Linked DNA regions of Homo sapiens: region 2 is linked to region 1. Evidence: read pairs that join two places in POLR2A ChIA-PET (ENCODE). Cell type or tissue: Panc1. All regions are shown on one strand.

The links. Peaks named below come from ENCODE experiments on the same cell type or tissue, not always from the same donor. Only the 100,000 strongest peaks of a DNase experiment are listed, where the experiment ranks them.
Region 2: POLR2A ChIA-PET joins it to region 1 with 15 read pairs; 4 of 35 experiments call an interaction of 5 or more read pairs at or near these places.

Annotation. Positions count from the first base shown.
Region 1 is chr3:134,423,352-134,431,351 of GRCh38, reverse strand. No RefSeq gene overlaps it. Among named protein-coding and RNA genes, the nearest start is that of MIR4788, 10 kb to the left of the region's middle. RefSeq lists enhancers at 3,376-4,121, 3,246-4,445. In Panc1, no CTCF peak of the experiment used is centred here; a DNase peak (open chromatin) is centred at 3,731; H3K27ac peaks cover 397 bases.
Region 2 is chr3:134,338,945-134,346,944 of GRCh38, reverse strand. No RefSeq gene overlaps it. Among named protein-coding and RNA genes, the nearest start is that of MIR6827, 25 kb to the left of the region's middle. RefSeq lists an enhancer at 5,042-6,241. In Panc1, no CTCF peak of the experiment used is centred here; no DNase peak of the experiment used is centred here; H3K27ac peaks cover 4,589 bases.

The DNA.
Region 1 (8,000 bases):
TTGCACCTGCACCTTCCAGATGGCCACCTTCTCTTCAAAAGCATCTGATCCCTCCTTTAATCTCCCCTGACGTCCAGAGTCAGTGTGTGTTAATCACAGAGTTATGCGGCAGCTTCATCCTGGAAGGAAAGATGATAACTACTCATTCTCTGAGTGTCACTCACAGCCTCCTCTTAAATAGAATTGGTGTGGGATCACAGAAAATCTCTTGATGAATTTCAGAGAAATCTCCTAGAGGGCCTCCCCCAAGGTATAACCCTCATCACTTTCAGGTTGACCAGATGCAAACACTGCATTTTTTTCTAACCCACATCCACTTTCCACAAAGCCCTCTCTGGCCAAATCCACACCATCCTTGACTCGCCCTCCAGCCTCCCTTAACAAGTGGGTATAATGCTTTAGAGAGGGCTGAACATATGTGCTCGTGTTTCTGCTCTTTTTATAACCCAGAAGTTGGGTTATAAAGTTGGATGTCAGAGGATAGTTCTGCATCCTCCAGACATTTTTATAGCTCTGATCCCCATCTCATGACAATCCTGGAGTACTTCAAGGCCCTTTGCTTTCCGGTGCTTGCTCCACTTTCCTGATCCCACTGAATTCTGCATCTCTTGCCTCTTGACTCTGAGCATGACTGATGGTGCATTAGCTCATATGTGGAACACAGTCTCCTCTCTTTGACCATCTCTAGACTCTTGCATGGCAGGCACTCAGGGCAGTACACTTTTCACTGAAGGTGTATTAGGTGGTGTGGGGCCTGGCTACATCGCAGGTCCGGCCATTAAGCAGCCTAAAAGTGACTATCTGACCCCTTAAAAAACAGGCTTTGAACTTAGGTTCGGTCCTCTACCTCTCTCCGTGGCATCTCTCCATGTGGCATCTCAAAAATCTGCTCATTTGAATTTGCAGAGCAATTTCACTTTCTTTGCTGCGGTCTGGCTGAAATGAACCAAGCCTAATTGGACCAAGACCAAACTATGTGAGCTCTGCCACACTGTCCACCAGCAGGGTGCTGGACGCAGCTTCTCTTTGATGAGCACCTGTATCTGTGGTCAGATTCAGGGTATGTGTATGCCTGTGAATTTGATTGTGCTGGGTCTGGGTGTATTTGTGTTTGCATCTGTATCTCTAGATTTCTGTGTCCTGAGAGAGTGTCCAGCTGTAATAATAATCATAGTAGCAAAAACGGGAGCCCACACTGGGCTAGGTACTGTCCAAGTACCTAACATGTAATCGTTACGACGTTCCTGTGTTATTATCATTCCTGTCTTACAGACAAGAGACCTGAGGTATAAAAAAGTTAAACAACCTCACCATCTCCTCAAGTGACTGGGGATCTCTGGGTGTGGGGTCCCCTTAAACATCTTTCTCTGTGTATTTTACATAGTTATGTGCTCTTATGTGTGTCCACATTCGTGTATGTATGTGTGCGTGTTCACAGACCCAGAAACCCCATAGTCTCATCCTGGACCCTTGCTTACCTTAGAGTTCATCTCTCTTGTCCTGGTCCTGGGAAGGTTTGTGTCTAAAGTGATAGGTCTTGGTGTGCGGACCGTGGACAGTGATGAGAGAAGATGATGTCTGTGCCTGCATTCCTGACATGATTGTATTCCCCCAGCTTGCCTGCTTTTTCAGTAGGACCAACATCCCATGTCTTCTGTGAGCTTCTCTGTAGAACCTAGTGGGAGAGGCCCTCTGGGTGACCAGGGCTTGGCACCTTTCTTTGGTGATGCACAGGTGTTGTCAGGCTCCACTTGTTAGGGCAGATCAAGACCAGGTAGGTTCCAGCTGCCATGTGAAGAGACGCATGCAGATTAGACATGAGGCAGGACTTCCTAGCAGTGAAGGTTAATGGATAAAGGACTATTAAAGGGCAATGGTGGCAGACAGCTTTCGCCTTGTTCTGAGCACAGGTGAAAACCCACCTCTCTAATGGTTTGAATGTTTACCTACTTCTACCAAATATTGAGGAGCTATTATTGCCTCACGCTGTGCTGAACATTTTACAAATGCCATCTCTAACCCTTAAAACAACTGAATAAGCACAGATTGTTGCAATTGTCCTCTTGTTATTGATGAGGAAATGAGGCTCAGAGAGTGATTTTTCCGAGGTCACACAGCTAGTGACAGATCCAGGGAACAAATTCAAGTCTTTCTGGCTCCAAAGCCCAAGCTCCTTCTACTGCATAAAATTATCTGCAGGCTATTTGCTGAATTCCTTGGGATATTTCTGTTTCCTTCGGTAAGTTGCCACCTCATGCTGGAGGGGCTGCTGTGTTTCTGTAATCCCAGGGTTTGCTGGCTTGGAGGGAGGCAGTCAGCAGTCTCCTTCTGAGCCATGCTAGCCATTAAAAGAGCACAAGGCTTTCCTCCAGCTGCTACTTTGTCCATCCTCACAAACTCTCAACACACTGATCCAAGGCTGATTCTACCCACTGTACAGTAAGGGAAACTGAAGCACCTGCCCACTGTCACCACCGCTGGCTTCTGGTGTCTTCCCATCCAGGTCCACCGTGGGACTTCCTGGTCCTGAGCCTCCCCTGCCTCACCAGCTTTCACCGTGTGGGCTGTGGCTGATAGTTGGGGGATCAGAGCCCAAATGCTCCACAAGCAGAAACTCATAACTTCCCTGCTGGGGCTCGGGGGACCCAGTTCTCCACCCTCCCTTTCCTAAGAATTGTTCTCAGGGGAAAGCTCTGAATCCTCACAGTGGCTTCCCAGGCCCTGCCTGATCTGAATCCTGCCTCTTGCTTTACTCACCTCTCCTGGACCACACCAACCACGCTGTCTGTCAATGTCCCAAAGCTCTCAGCTTCTTCTGTTTCTTCTACTTGAAATACTCCTCCCTGGTGAACTTTCTACCCTCTCAATCTCCTCTTACATGGACTTTATTTATTTATTTATTTTGAGATGAATTTTCACTCTTGTTGCCCAGGCTGGAGTCTAATGCTGCGATTTTGGCTCACTGCAACTTCCATTTCCCAGGTTCAAGCGATTCTCCTGCCTCAGCCTGCTGAGTAGCTGGGATTACAGGCATGCACCACCATGCCTGGCTAATTTTTTGTATTTTTAGTAGAAATGGGATTTCACCATGTTAGTCAGGCTGGTCTTGAACTCTTGACCTCAGGTGATCCACCCACCTCAGCCTCCCGAAGTGCTGGGATTACAGGTGTGAACCACTGTGCCCAGCCCTTCTTACGGGGACTTTCCTCAGGGAAGTCCTCCCTGGCCCTCCAGATCCTGCCAGGACCCCCGTTAGATACATTCAGAGCCCCCTGAACTATGCATTCATCATTCACAGCAAATTGCAGGCAATTATTTGTGTGATTGTTTAGTGTCCCCCTGCCCCAGACTACAGGGTGTGTGAAGACAGGGACTGGAAGGAAGGCACAGGCATGTGTCTTATCCATCACCATGACTCCAGTCCACAGTACCTGGCACGGAGTGGCTGCTCGATAAATATTTGACAGATGAATATCGACATGCTAGAAAGGAGGGAGGGAGGGAGGGAGGGGAGGGTAATCAGCCTCTGAAATCCCACGAGAATTTGGTTTGAAAGTTGCACCATGTCCTTTGAACTCCAGTGCTCACTAGCTCATTTTGCTGTAGAAATGTCAATGGCAAAGCCAGCAACCCTTTGAGGCCACTTAGGGGAGAAAACATATCACGGCAGGACAGTCAGAGGAAGCTGTTCCCAGGAATGTTGAGACTCCTACTCTGCGGGTCCCTGACTCACTTCCCAGACACGTCTGTGACGTTGGCCTCAGTCAAGGTGCTCATCACTCACAGGCGTGACTCCGTTGGACCCTGCAGTCCCAGATGACTCAGTCTCCACTCCAGCCAGACCTCCCGCTGTCTCCTGTGGCCTGCCAGCTGGGCTCCGAGGCCCTGACACTGCACGTGTGGAGGGCTGAGGTCGCCATCTCCACCACCACTGTCTCAGCCCTGCCCTCAGACCTCAGTCACTGTGGACTTTCTCTCCTTCCCCAAGAATGCTTCATTTGTCACCTCTTTCTTGAGGGAGGACAGGGAGGGACCAGGAAGTCAAATTCTACTCCTCTGATCATCCTGCCCCTCTTTCATTTCTAGGAGCCAGCCAAGGAGATGTATTTGCCCTCAGACCTCCTTGTGACCCCTTCAGGGAGGCCCCCAGGTGAGGCAGGCCTGCCCTCCATGGTAGAGTCTGAGCTTCACCATGAGTCTCACTCACCCCAGGGAATCTTGGAAACACTGAGGGAGGCTGTGAGAAAGGTTGGGATGAAGCACGGTGTCAGAGGCAGCCGCAGTGAAACTCCCGCTTGCTCATCGCTGTGGATGACCAGAAGTGGCTGTGCGTCCAGACCCGTCTACCCACTTAACCACCAGCCTGCAAAGTCAGGCCTGATGCAGCTGGAGCAGCTCAGTGTAGGCAGGGATGCAACCACAGGTCTCGGGTCAGAGAGGCTGCTCCATCCCTCACATCCCTGGGATGGTGCTTTCACCATCCTGTTTTTCTCTTATCCCAGGCATCTTTGCCTGGGAAAGTCCTTTAGAAATCCACAGCTGGCTTTTCCCAGAAGGCTGCCTGCAGGCACTCAGCAGTAAAGGGCTCTGTGTTCCAGCTAGAGTGAGCAGCCCCAGCTTTGACCTGGGTGCAATGCAGCCTGTGGGCTTCCCAGGATGCTCCCACAGGCGTCAGTGACTTGCGAACCTACTGGCCAAAGTATGGTCCCTGGAGCATCATATGGGACTACTGTACATGACTGACACCCGGAGGAAGGCTAATGTAGGCCAGCCTCCTCATTTAACAAATGGGTAAACTGAGGCCTAGGTCACACTGGCAGTGAAAGTGTGAGCTGAACCTGAAAGAAGGCCTTGTCTTTCCAAGGTGGGAGGTCTCCCTGTGAGCTTACTGAGTTAGGAGTCTCTGTCTTATCACCTCTATGTAGTCTCCAGTGCCAGCACCCAGCCTTGCTGAGAGATGAGTTTTAAGGGCCTGCCTCAGAGAGAGCTTAGAGGGGGCCCCCAAAAGAAGAAAAAGGTAAAAGGGAGGCTTTGCCATAGAAGGAAGGCTGCTTTAGGCTCTTCTCAGACAAAGTAAGCTATTCCTCTGAAACCCCAAGCAGGAGCTAATCAAGGACATTCCTTAACTTGAACTATTGTTTGTTTGTTTTTGGGACAGTGGTTCACTCTGTCACCCAGGCTGGAGTGCAGTGGCACTATCATGGCTCACTGTAGCCTTGACCTCCCAGGCTCAAACGATCCTCCCACCTCCTCCTGAGCAACGGGGACTACAGGCACGTGCCACCATGCCTGGCTAAATTTTTTATTATTTTTTGTAGAGATGGGGCCTCACTATGTAGCCCAGGCTGGTCTCAAACTCCTGGGCTCAAAGATCCTTCCACCTCGTCCTCCCAAAGTGCGGGGATTATAGGTGTGAGCCACTGCACCTGGCTTTAACCTGAACTCTTAACAGACTAGACAAGCAACTCACACCGAGAGCTATCCATACTTAAGCAAGAGAGTAAAATGGGACAGAGCACATATATATACAAATACGATGAGCCAGGCGTGGCGGCTCACGTCTGTAATCCCAGCACTTTGGGAGGCCAAGGTGGACAGATCACCTGAGGCCAGGAGTTTGAGACTAGCCTGACCAATATGGTGAAACACTGTCTGTACTAAAAATACAAAAATTAGCTGGGTGTGGTGGTGTACGCCTGTAATCCCAGCTACTCGGGAGGCTGAGGCAGGAGAATCTCTTGAACCTGGGAGATGGAGGTTGCAGTGAGCCGAGATCGCACCATTGCACTCCAGACTGGGCAACAAGAGTGAAACTCTGTCTCAAAAAAAAAAAATAATGATGTACAGCTTAAATTTTCTTTCCTTGTCTTTAAAATACACACACACACACACACACACACACAGAGGTTTCTTTATATTTGGGAAATTTTTTTATACTCTCTGGTGGGTAAAACAAATTAATGATGTTATATTTCATTATTGCAAATAACTTTGGAAGAGAGGATTGATCCTTGATCGCTGGTGTGGTGTTTTCAGAAAATCTTTCCATTTTCTTAACTGAAAGCTGTGTCTCTCCCCAGAGGGCAGGGAATGGGCAAGGCCCCAGGAAGGAAGCACCTGCCCTCACACCGAAAGGAATGTCTCAGCACTGCCCGGTGTGCATTTGCTTCCTTGCCGTCCCTCCTGCCATTACTACACTTCTTACTATGGCAGAGGGCCTACTGTCCCTGAGTGCTCAGTGCCAGGCCCAGGATCTTCAAGAGACAGCGTGAGAAGGCATGCAGCATAGAAGGGTGGATTGCCGGGTAGAACCGTGAGGCCCTCAGAGGGGATGTGGGAAGCCTGGGAGTAGCAATGGGCATTGAGTTACGTAGGGAAGATGGAAATAAGAAATATAGGCAAGAAGAGAAAGAAATTAGCATTTTTTGAGCACCTACTAAGTGCCAGGCAACATACAACAAGAGGAATCAATTACATGGGGCCCGGTAATTTACCAGGCACTTTCCTACAATCTCTCTCCCTCTCTCTGTCCCATTTTCCATAACGCTTTTCACCTCTGAGTGTCAGATTATATATGCATCTACTGATTTACTTGTTAACTGTCTGCTCCAATGGAATGTAAATTCACAATGATATTTCTGTAGGTCTAATGTACTGCTGAGCCTAGCACATAGCAGTTTAGAGTTTAGTCAACAGTCATTCAGTGAATAGATAAATAAAATCATCATGATAACTTTTTTGAGAGGGATCTTCTTCCACTTCTTCCCTCCATGTCATCTGCCTTATCCATGAACATTATTTCATCTGGTCTTTACCACACTATTGTAAAGGTAAGTTCTCTTTTTTAGAGTGAGGAGGTTTGGGCTCCGAGAGGGCAAGTGTCTTGCTCAAGGTCACTCAGCAAGTAACTGTCAGAGATCAGATTTGAACCCAGGACTCTCTGCCATCTTTCCCCACAAAGAGAGAGAGCAGTTCAAGGACATGCTGAGAAGCAAGGGCAGATGATACCCACTGTTACAGCTGCCCCTAGACAGATCCCAATGCTCTGCAGTGGTGAGGAAGAGTGTGCCAGCAGGACCTGAGGATCTGGGGCAGTCCCTGAGCCCTTGAGCTCCAGCCTTCTCATCTGTAAGATGAAGGCTTCAACTAGATGAAGGCTGAAATCCCTTGCAACTCTGAGATGCTAAAACATGATCTTCTTTGTGATCATGGACCTGAGCCAGAGGACTTGTGCACTGAATTCCATCTTTCCCCTACGTCTGTATATAGTGCCCAAAGTCCAGCTAGTTCATATGGACCTTTGTCACACAGGGGCATAGTGGAACTGGGGTGGGCTAAACCAGAGGCAGAGAGGCCTGACCACAGTGGGGACAAAGATGAACATTGAGGCAAGGGCAAAGGGGGATTGTATGGGGAAGGAAGACGCAACAGAGAGGGGAGCAGGGGCCAGGCCAGAAGCATTCTGGGTGGCCTCCCTCAAGCCATCCCCATGTCCCTGCAGGTAGCTCTTGCCTCCTCTTCCCTTTCCTGTCATTCTCTCTTTATCACTCTACTGCACTGGACAGAAGACAGAACTGAGTGTATTCCCTTGCTTTTTTCCCCATGCTGGATAGTCCTTGCTCTCCATTTCAGAAGTGAACTGGCTCTACATTTTTCTTTCAAGCCCATTTTTCTTCCATATGGCTTATGTTTCTGCCAATGAACCTGACTGACGCCTTTTCCCTTGGATCAGTATCCTTAGCAGGGTCTCTGGTGTCTAGGGCCCTGTCAGCAGCTCCCTGCATAGTGTGAAGATGCTGTCCCCATGAGAGTGCTTAGCATGAGGCAGCTTCCTTGGGGAACACACCTCTCGCCCACACCTGATGGGTGCACCCTTGAATAGTGCCCTTCACTGCCCACCCTTGCCCTCTGCTCCACCTTTGCTTTGCATGGCAGACTAGGGATTAGGTGACTTGCATTGTGGACTGGGGATCCCTGGGAGCTGAGCCAATGCCATCTGT
Region 2 (8,000 bases), 84 kb after region 1:
CAACCTTGCATTCCTGGGATAAATCTCATTGAGTCATACAGTATACTCCTTCATATATGTTACTAACTTCATTTTGCTAGTATTTCACTGAGTATTTTTCCCACAAGAATGTGATCCAGGAAGGAAGGGCTGCATATGCCCCACTCGCCACATTGTCCCCATTCCCTCTAGCAATGCCAGGCACAGAGAGTGCTCAGTGAACCTCAACAAGTGAATGAAAAAGTCAATCTATAAAACACAGGATCTCATGGGCCTCCAAAGAGTTCACACTAGGAATAGTGACCATCATATTATCACAAATGTCTAAGTATGCATAATCCACATAAACTGGAGAGTCAAGGGAGGTTATAAAAAACCCAAACTTAGAATGAAGCCCTTGCTGAATGAGGGGGCATTGGGTGGCTTGCTCCACTACAGTCAAGGGTGTCTCACTTTAGGTTCCAGACCAAGAGGCAGAAGCTTATGGGGACGTGGGGCCCTCTCTCCACATACAGGTCCCCCCAGACTAAGGAAACATGCCAAGGTCTCAGGTGGTGACATATGATCTAGGACTGCCATGAGCAAACATAAGACAGATGAGTGGATATTTTGTGGAAAGCAGGGTCTTATCTGCTGTGGTCTGGGTAGGGATCTGTGGACCCTGTGGCAGTCAAGCTTGTCCTTGTTGACAGGTATGATCTTAATGCAACTTCTAAGCAGGTTTCTTAAGCTCATCCTGAGACCACAGTTATTAATCTAAACTCTGGGGGCTGACATGAGGATTAAATGAGATAATAAATGACGACCCCTTAGCATGATGCCTGGCATAGACTAAGTGTTCAGTAAATGGGGACATTATTGTTTTATGCTAACTTTTATTATTGTTTTATGCTTTTATTATTTTTACAATTATTTTAGAAGGATGTCCACTGACAGCCAGACTCTGTTATAGCTTCTTTTTATTCATAACTTCAAAAATGTGGCAGTCTCTTCCAGTAGGCACCATTTGAGTCAATCCAAGACCCAAAGAGCACAAGGTGCTCCCCAGGAGCAGCTGGCTGGGCACCACCCTCACCTGCTATCTGGACACAGATGAGGGGTGCTTCAAGACAAACAGGAAAGAAAGCTTTTCTTTCTCCCTGAATAAAAGCCCTGGGGGCAAGGGAAGTTGCCCTCCCTCTCACCCTCTGTCCCCCTACCCCATTTCAGGCTGGCTGTTTATGCCCACAATAAGGACAGTCCAGTCACAACACAAAGGCCATGGCACAAGAGGGCACCATAGGAAGAAAGCTGGGCACAGCCAGAGAGCTGGGTGCCCTGCCTGCCAGCTCTAAGAGGATCCCTGGTTCTTCTGTCCTGTGTGGTGGGAACTCCTCTCTGGATTCTGGCACCAGACTTCTAGCTCTTCATCTCCTCCATACCTGCCTTATCAGAGCAAGGCAGAATACAGCAAGAACGTATTTGCTGGTCTTTTAGCAACCAGTGTGCTTGCTGAGCCAGCCTCAGGCCCTTCCCTTCCAGGAAACAGAGCAGCAGAGTCAGCCAGGCCAGGGCTTTGGCTTGAAATGCCCCCATGACCAACCAGCTGTGCTCTCAGCCCAGGTGAGCTTCTGTGGGACCACAGCCCAGATCACCTCATAGACTCCTTACAAGTGATATGGATTCCATTGCAGCCATAGGTGGAGTTGACTAAGACATTGAAGGAAATTGAAAAGAACAGTTAGAAAAGTAGAAGGAGAACTGGGGCACCAACAGGATGTGAAGACCTGTAGGGAAGGAAGAGGGAAAGAGGATGGGCCTGAAGAGGCCACAGGGTCTGGCAGTTGTGAGGCCACAAGTGGCTGTCTGGTGCAAATTTTCATAGCTAGAGAAGGTGTTCAGGTTGTCTGTCCAAGGATGTTCATTCAGAATTGTTTATAACAGGGAACCATCGAAAATAACTTCAAGGTCCAGCCCCAGGAGACAAATAAATAAATTGTGGTTCAGCCATGCACAGGTAAAAAAAACATTAGTTCACAGGTTTTGTTTGGCTATGAAGGAGAAGGGGATTGTTTGCGAACATTAAGAAGATTGAGAAGTTTTATGGGAAAAAAATCCAGATGTCCAGCTTCTCTTGAACATCAAAAACTCTGGCAACACTAGACCCTCATTTCCACTTGACATGACTCTGGCTGGAGCAAGAAGCAGCTGCGTCCTTCAGATGAGGAAGTCCCTCCAGGTGGCCAAGGTTTCTACCCACCCTGTCTCTCATGCAGTTTCATGTCAGTATCTGTCAGCTATGGGTAGAGATCTTGTGCATGTTCTTCCCTGAGCCTGGAACATTCTCCTCTTCACCCCCAACCCAGTGCCCTGATGAGTCCTTTTGATTTTTCAAAAATTAGCATTAATGTCACCTCTTCAGGGAAGATTTCCCCAACTACTACATAGTGAGTTGGGTCATCCTGTTTCAGGTTCTCCTTGCATCCTTGTAAAACTCTTCACTACTGTCACTAAAGAAGTGTCTGTGACAGCTCTCTGTTACAGAAGAAGTCCACTCAGTGAATACAGAAGGAAATACAAAGTCACCATTAGAATACCAGATGCCCCTGAAGGCAAGATCCACCCATGGATATTAAACTCAGTGGGTGAAAGTTTAAGAAATATGATATTTACATAGTCTCAAAATATTTTCCCCAAAACAAATTTTTATTAATTACAAAGGGGAAAATAGTAACTTGAGAGTGAAGAAACCTAGCAGATTTCACTTTAACCAAGTGACCAAGGTTAACGTCACCAGTAATAAGTTGCGTTGACATCCTGTACCCCTTGATAGGATGCACTGAGAAAGGCATGTCACTTCTGTGGTATCCATCCCAATAAGGCATAACCTCAATCTAATCATGAGAAAACATCAGACAAACCCAAACTGAGGGGCATTCTACAAAACAACTGCCCAGTACTCAGAAAAGCCTTAAGGTCATGAAAGACAAGGAAAGACTGAGGAACTGTCACAGATTGGAGGAGATTAAGGAAACACGACAATCAAATTCAAAGTGAGACACAGGATCAGATCCCAGAACAGGAAAAAAAAAGTAGAAAAGAAAGTCTGTGCTGAATGGCATTATGCCAATATTAATTTCTTAGTTTTCATAATTGTCATACTGTATAGTTATGTGAGATATTAATCTCCGGGGAAGCCTTGTGAAGGGTATGTGGAAGCTCTCTGCATCATTTCTGCAACTCTTCTGTAAGTCTGAAATCATCTCAAAATTGAAAAAAGTCAAAAAGGTATGTGTGTAATTATTTGCTAGATGCCTGTGTCCCCTCCTGGGAGCCTATAAACTTCATGAGGATGTGGACAGGGACTGTGAATGCACTATCTTTATTCATGATTGAATCCTGGTATTATGGAAAGTGCTTTACACATAGTGGGTATTCAATTAATATGCGCTGAATAAACAGATTCATAGTTATTGACACAGAAAAATGTCCTTTGCATATTATTAAGTAAAAAACCTAGGATACAAAACAGCACAGTGGGATCAACAGTATGATCCCATTTTTTGCTTTGAAAAATCATATACCAATATTTGTATAAATGAAAAGACTATAACAATTTAAAAATGAAATGTTGCCAGGTGCAGTGGCTCACGCATGTAATCCCAGCACTTTGGGAGGCCAAGGCGGGCGGATTACCTGAGGTCAGGAGTTCGAGATCAGCCTGGGCAACACGGCGAAACCCCGTCTCTACTAAAAATACAAAATTAGCCGGGCGTGGTGACACATGCCTGTAATCCCAGCGACTCGGGAGGCTGAGGCAGGAGAATCGCTTGAACCTGGGAGGCGGAGAATGCGGTGAGCTGAGATCGCGCCATTGCACTCCAGCCTGGACAACAAGAGTAAATCTCCGTCTCACAAAAAAAAAAAAAAAAAAAAAAAAAAAAAAATGAAATGTTGACAGTGGTTATCACTGGACGATAAAGTTTTGGGTATTTTTTTTCTTCTTTTTACTTTGCTATAAATGTATATATCTTGAGACAGAGTCTCGCTCTCTCGCCAGGCTGGAGTGCAGTGGCATGATCTCGACTCACTGCAACCCCCACCTCCCAGGTTCAAGTGATTCTTGCCTCAGTCTCCCAAGTAGCTGTGATTACAGGTGGCCGCCACCATGCCCAGCTAATTTTTGTACTTTTAGTAGAGATGGGGTTTTGACATGCTGGCCAGGCTGGTCTTGAACTCTTGGCCTCAAGTAATCTACCCACCTCAGCCTCCCAAAGTGCTGGGATTACAGGCATGAGCCACCACGCCTGGCCTACTTTGCTATATTTTCTAAGCTTACTTAGATTTTCACGAACTATTTTTATGTGCAGAAAAAAAAGTGTGTATATACGCATACATAAAGAATGCCCTGAGCACTGTGCCCGGGTTCGTGTGTGTGTGCAGACCTGGAGCCAGACCCCCGAGGGCTGGGCAGAAGATGCAGGTGTCTGAGCCCTGGGAGGTGGTGACCCAGCAGCATGGTGACTGAAGTCAATGGAGGGGCGAGGTGCCAAAAGGGCAAGTTAATTATCCTCCACTTCTCAGCTTCTCCATTCAGCCAGCTGGCACTTTCTGAGCAAAATTCTGAACTCGTGTATTAATTTTCTCGAGCTGCCATAACAAATGGTCACAAACTGGGTGGCTTAACGCAGGAATGTATTCTCTCACAGTTCTGGAGGCTAGCAGTCTGAAATCAAGGTGTTCACAGGGCCATGCTCCCTCTGAAGATGCTAAGGGGGAATTCTTCCTGGCTTCTGATGGCTCCTGGCAGTCCTTGGTATTCCTTGGCTTATACGTTGAGTCACTTCAATCTCTACCCTCGTCATTACATGGCCTTCTTCCCTGTGTCTCCTCTGTGTCTCTGTATCCAAATCTTATAAAGACATCAGTCATTGGATTTAGGGCCCACCCTCATCCTGTATGACCTCATCTTAACTTGATTACATCTGCAAAGACCCTATTTCTAAATAAGGTCACATTCACAGGTATCAGGGGTTAGGACTTGAGCATATTTTTTGGGAAGAGGCAATTCAACATACTACAACTAAGAACTACCCTGTACCCATTTTCTATCACTGTGTAACACACCACTTCAAAACTTAGCTGCTGAAAACAACTATTTTATTTGCTCATAATTCTGTAAGTCAGCAATTAAGGCTAGGCTCAGCTGAGAGATTCTTTCCTTAGTCTCCCCTGGGCTCATTAGTGGGGCTGCAGTCTTCTGGTGGCTTGACTGAGGGGGAAGGTCCAAGAAGGTCATATTCATGTCTGACACTTGGTGCTGGCTGTAGTGAGTTGGTCTGGTGAGCCTCAACTGGGATGGTATTTGTCTACTCCACGTGGCTTGTCATGCTCCATCAGGCTAGCCCAGGCATGTTCACATGTAGATTGGCAGATGCTAAGAGGACAAGAGCAAAAGCTGCAACGCCTCTTGAGGACTAGGCTGCTGCATTCTGGTGGTCAAAGCAAGTCACAGGCAAGCCCAAATTCAAGGGGTAGGGAAAGAGACTTGACCTCTTCAAGGAAAAAGTAGCAGAGTTATGTTGCAAAGGGGCATGCACATAGGAATGGGAGGGGTTATTGAAGCCATCTTTGCAAACCATCTACCATAGACTTCAAGTTCTGAGAGGATAAGATAAACGGATTCAGGCCTTGACCTTAAGAAGCAAGTCTAGCCCCCTGACTATGAGGCACTGCAGCAAGTGCCATGTGTTAGAATAAAGGCACAGGAAAAAGCAGTGAATTCCCTGGTGTGTGTGTCAGAGAGCTAGTAGGAAGTGAAAACTGAGCTGCCCATTTGCCCTCTAAGTCCCAAGTCAAGGGCCTCTCATCTGTGTCTGGTTCTGGATAATGACCTCCATGTCCTGGGCCCTTAGGGCTCCAGATACAAGCTAAAATAATCACAGTTTAACACTAAAGCAAAGATGGCATGGTCTCAAATCCCCAAAGAAGCAGTTATGTTCTCATGCTGACTGAGGCAAGAAAAGGTTTCCCAACATGAGAGTTGGTGCAGAAATGGGCTTAGAGCTAACCCTTGACAGAATCCCTTTTCCCTCCCTCACAGATAAACACTTGCCCTCTTCTCCAGTGACTGCTCAGGAGAGGTCTAGCTGCCCACACTTCTGTGGGAGGAAAAACTCCAAGTACACACATCTAATATGCCATCAGGGGGTGGAATCCTGGCTGCATTTTTTTCACTTGTAACTTTGACCGTCTTTCCTCATATGTGAGATGTGGATTCATAGGGCTACAGTAAGAACCAGAGAGAATTCTTTGCAAACACTGTGGAAATTGTGCCATTATCTGTAAGGACATGTGTAGCTCTTGGCTCATTCATTTACTTAATCATTCTTTCTTGTAATGTTTAACTCCATTTTGTCTGCCCAGAACAGCATCCTCCATCTCCCAGGATCCACTCCTCACTCTTTTCTGACCATGATCTTTGAATGGGAAATGCCATATTCCTGGATACCCTCTTCACAGTGATTGGTCCAAGGTTGAGTAATTGGCTCAAGTTGGGTCAGTCAGCATTCTTCCCTGAAATTTTTCAGTGTGAGAATATAAAGAAGTAGCTTATTTCCCCTGTGGATTTGGAGCCAGAAAGTGCTGGAGCCATTTATAGTCAAGTCTTTCACCATGGGGAGGAACTGGAGCGAGGGCAGAAGGTGCAAGTGAATTTTGGTGCGGTGTCAGTCCTTGGTTCCAGCTGTCTCTGAGGCCCACCTACACCCTTCTCTTCCTGCAGTTATGAGAACTTTCCCAGAGAAACTTCTTTTTGCTTAAACTTGTAAGCAAAGGAATCTTGACTAAGACAGATACTTTGTTGAATGTTTATTGAGCAATTCCATCTGCCAATCCCTGGGGATACAACAGAGAAGACATGGATCCTTTCCTCTGAAATGTCATAGTGGCAGAGAAGACAACAGGCAGGTGATGGGGGCTGCCACAGTCGTAGCGCAGAGCAGGCATGCTCCACTTTGCTTAGGGGAGTCCACAGACGTCTCATAGGAGGAAGAGGTGCCTACCCAGAGCCTTAGGTAAGACTCCCTAGTGGTGAGGCGGGGGTGGGTGGGGAAGTGCAGGGCTGTGGGGAGTTGCAGAAGACTGTTGGGATGTGAGGGATAGACGAAGCCCTAACAGTGTGTATAAAGGCACAGGATATGGATTGACACAACCCTGTCGGGGAACAGAGCATTTCCTGGGGGCTGGGACTCAGGTGGAGAAGGAGACAGGGTCAGATCAGAAGGGCCTTGTGGACCAGGCTTCAGAGCATGACAGTAGTGGGCGGCTGCTGAGGAGCTGGGTGCAACCGGGGTCGTCGTACTTGTAGGAAGAGGTGTACCAGGCGAGATACAGGCACTGGGAGGGCTGCTTACGGCATGCTAAGGCAGTTACCTAGTTTCTACCTACAGCCTTCACCCTGCACCTTGGGACACTCACCTGCAGGGGGTCGGCAGGTGCAAATGCAGCTCCTTCATGCAGACAAACTCAGCTTCCTCCCAAAGCTGGTCCTGTCTTCAGGACCATGGGATCAGGCCAGCCCCTCTGCACATCCTGCCTGCCCCACTCAGCAGCAGGCAGAGGCCGGCAGTCCCACGGCAGACTGGCTTTGCTGTAGGCACCATGCCCTCTGTTCCTGTGAGATCCTGGAGCAAGCTGCCCTGGCAAAAAACATATCTACTCACAATTTTAAAAGCAGCAGAAACAACAAGTGAGCCCTTTGGTTCACACAGGAGGAAAACAGACATTTAGAGGAGGAGGATCTGTGTGGAGCCCCTCTCAGCTGCGCAGGACCAGAGGTGGCCTCCTTCTAGGGATCAGAGAGCCCTTCTTTCCTCCAGCAGTCCTTGAGTGACAGGCACCCTCTCGGGGGCTTGGTACACCAAGCAGAAGGGCCCCCAATCCAGGGGCAGCCAAGAGGTCAGCCCATGTGGAGCCTATGAGCTGGAGAAAAGAGCAGGTGGTCAGCTCAAGGTGAAGGAATTTCTTGGACACTTGTACCT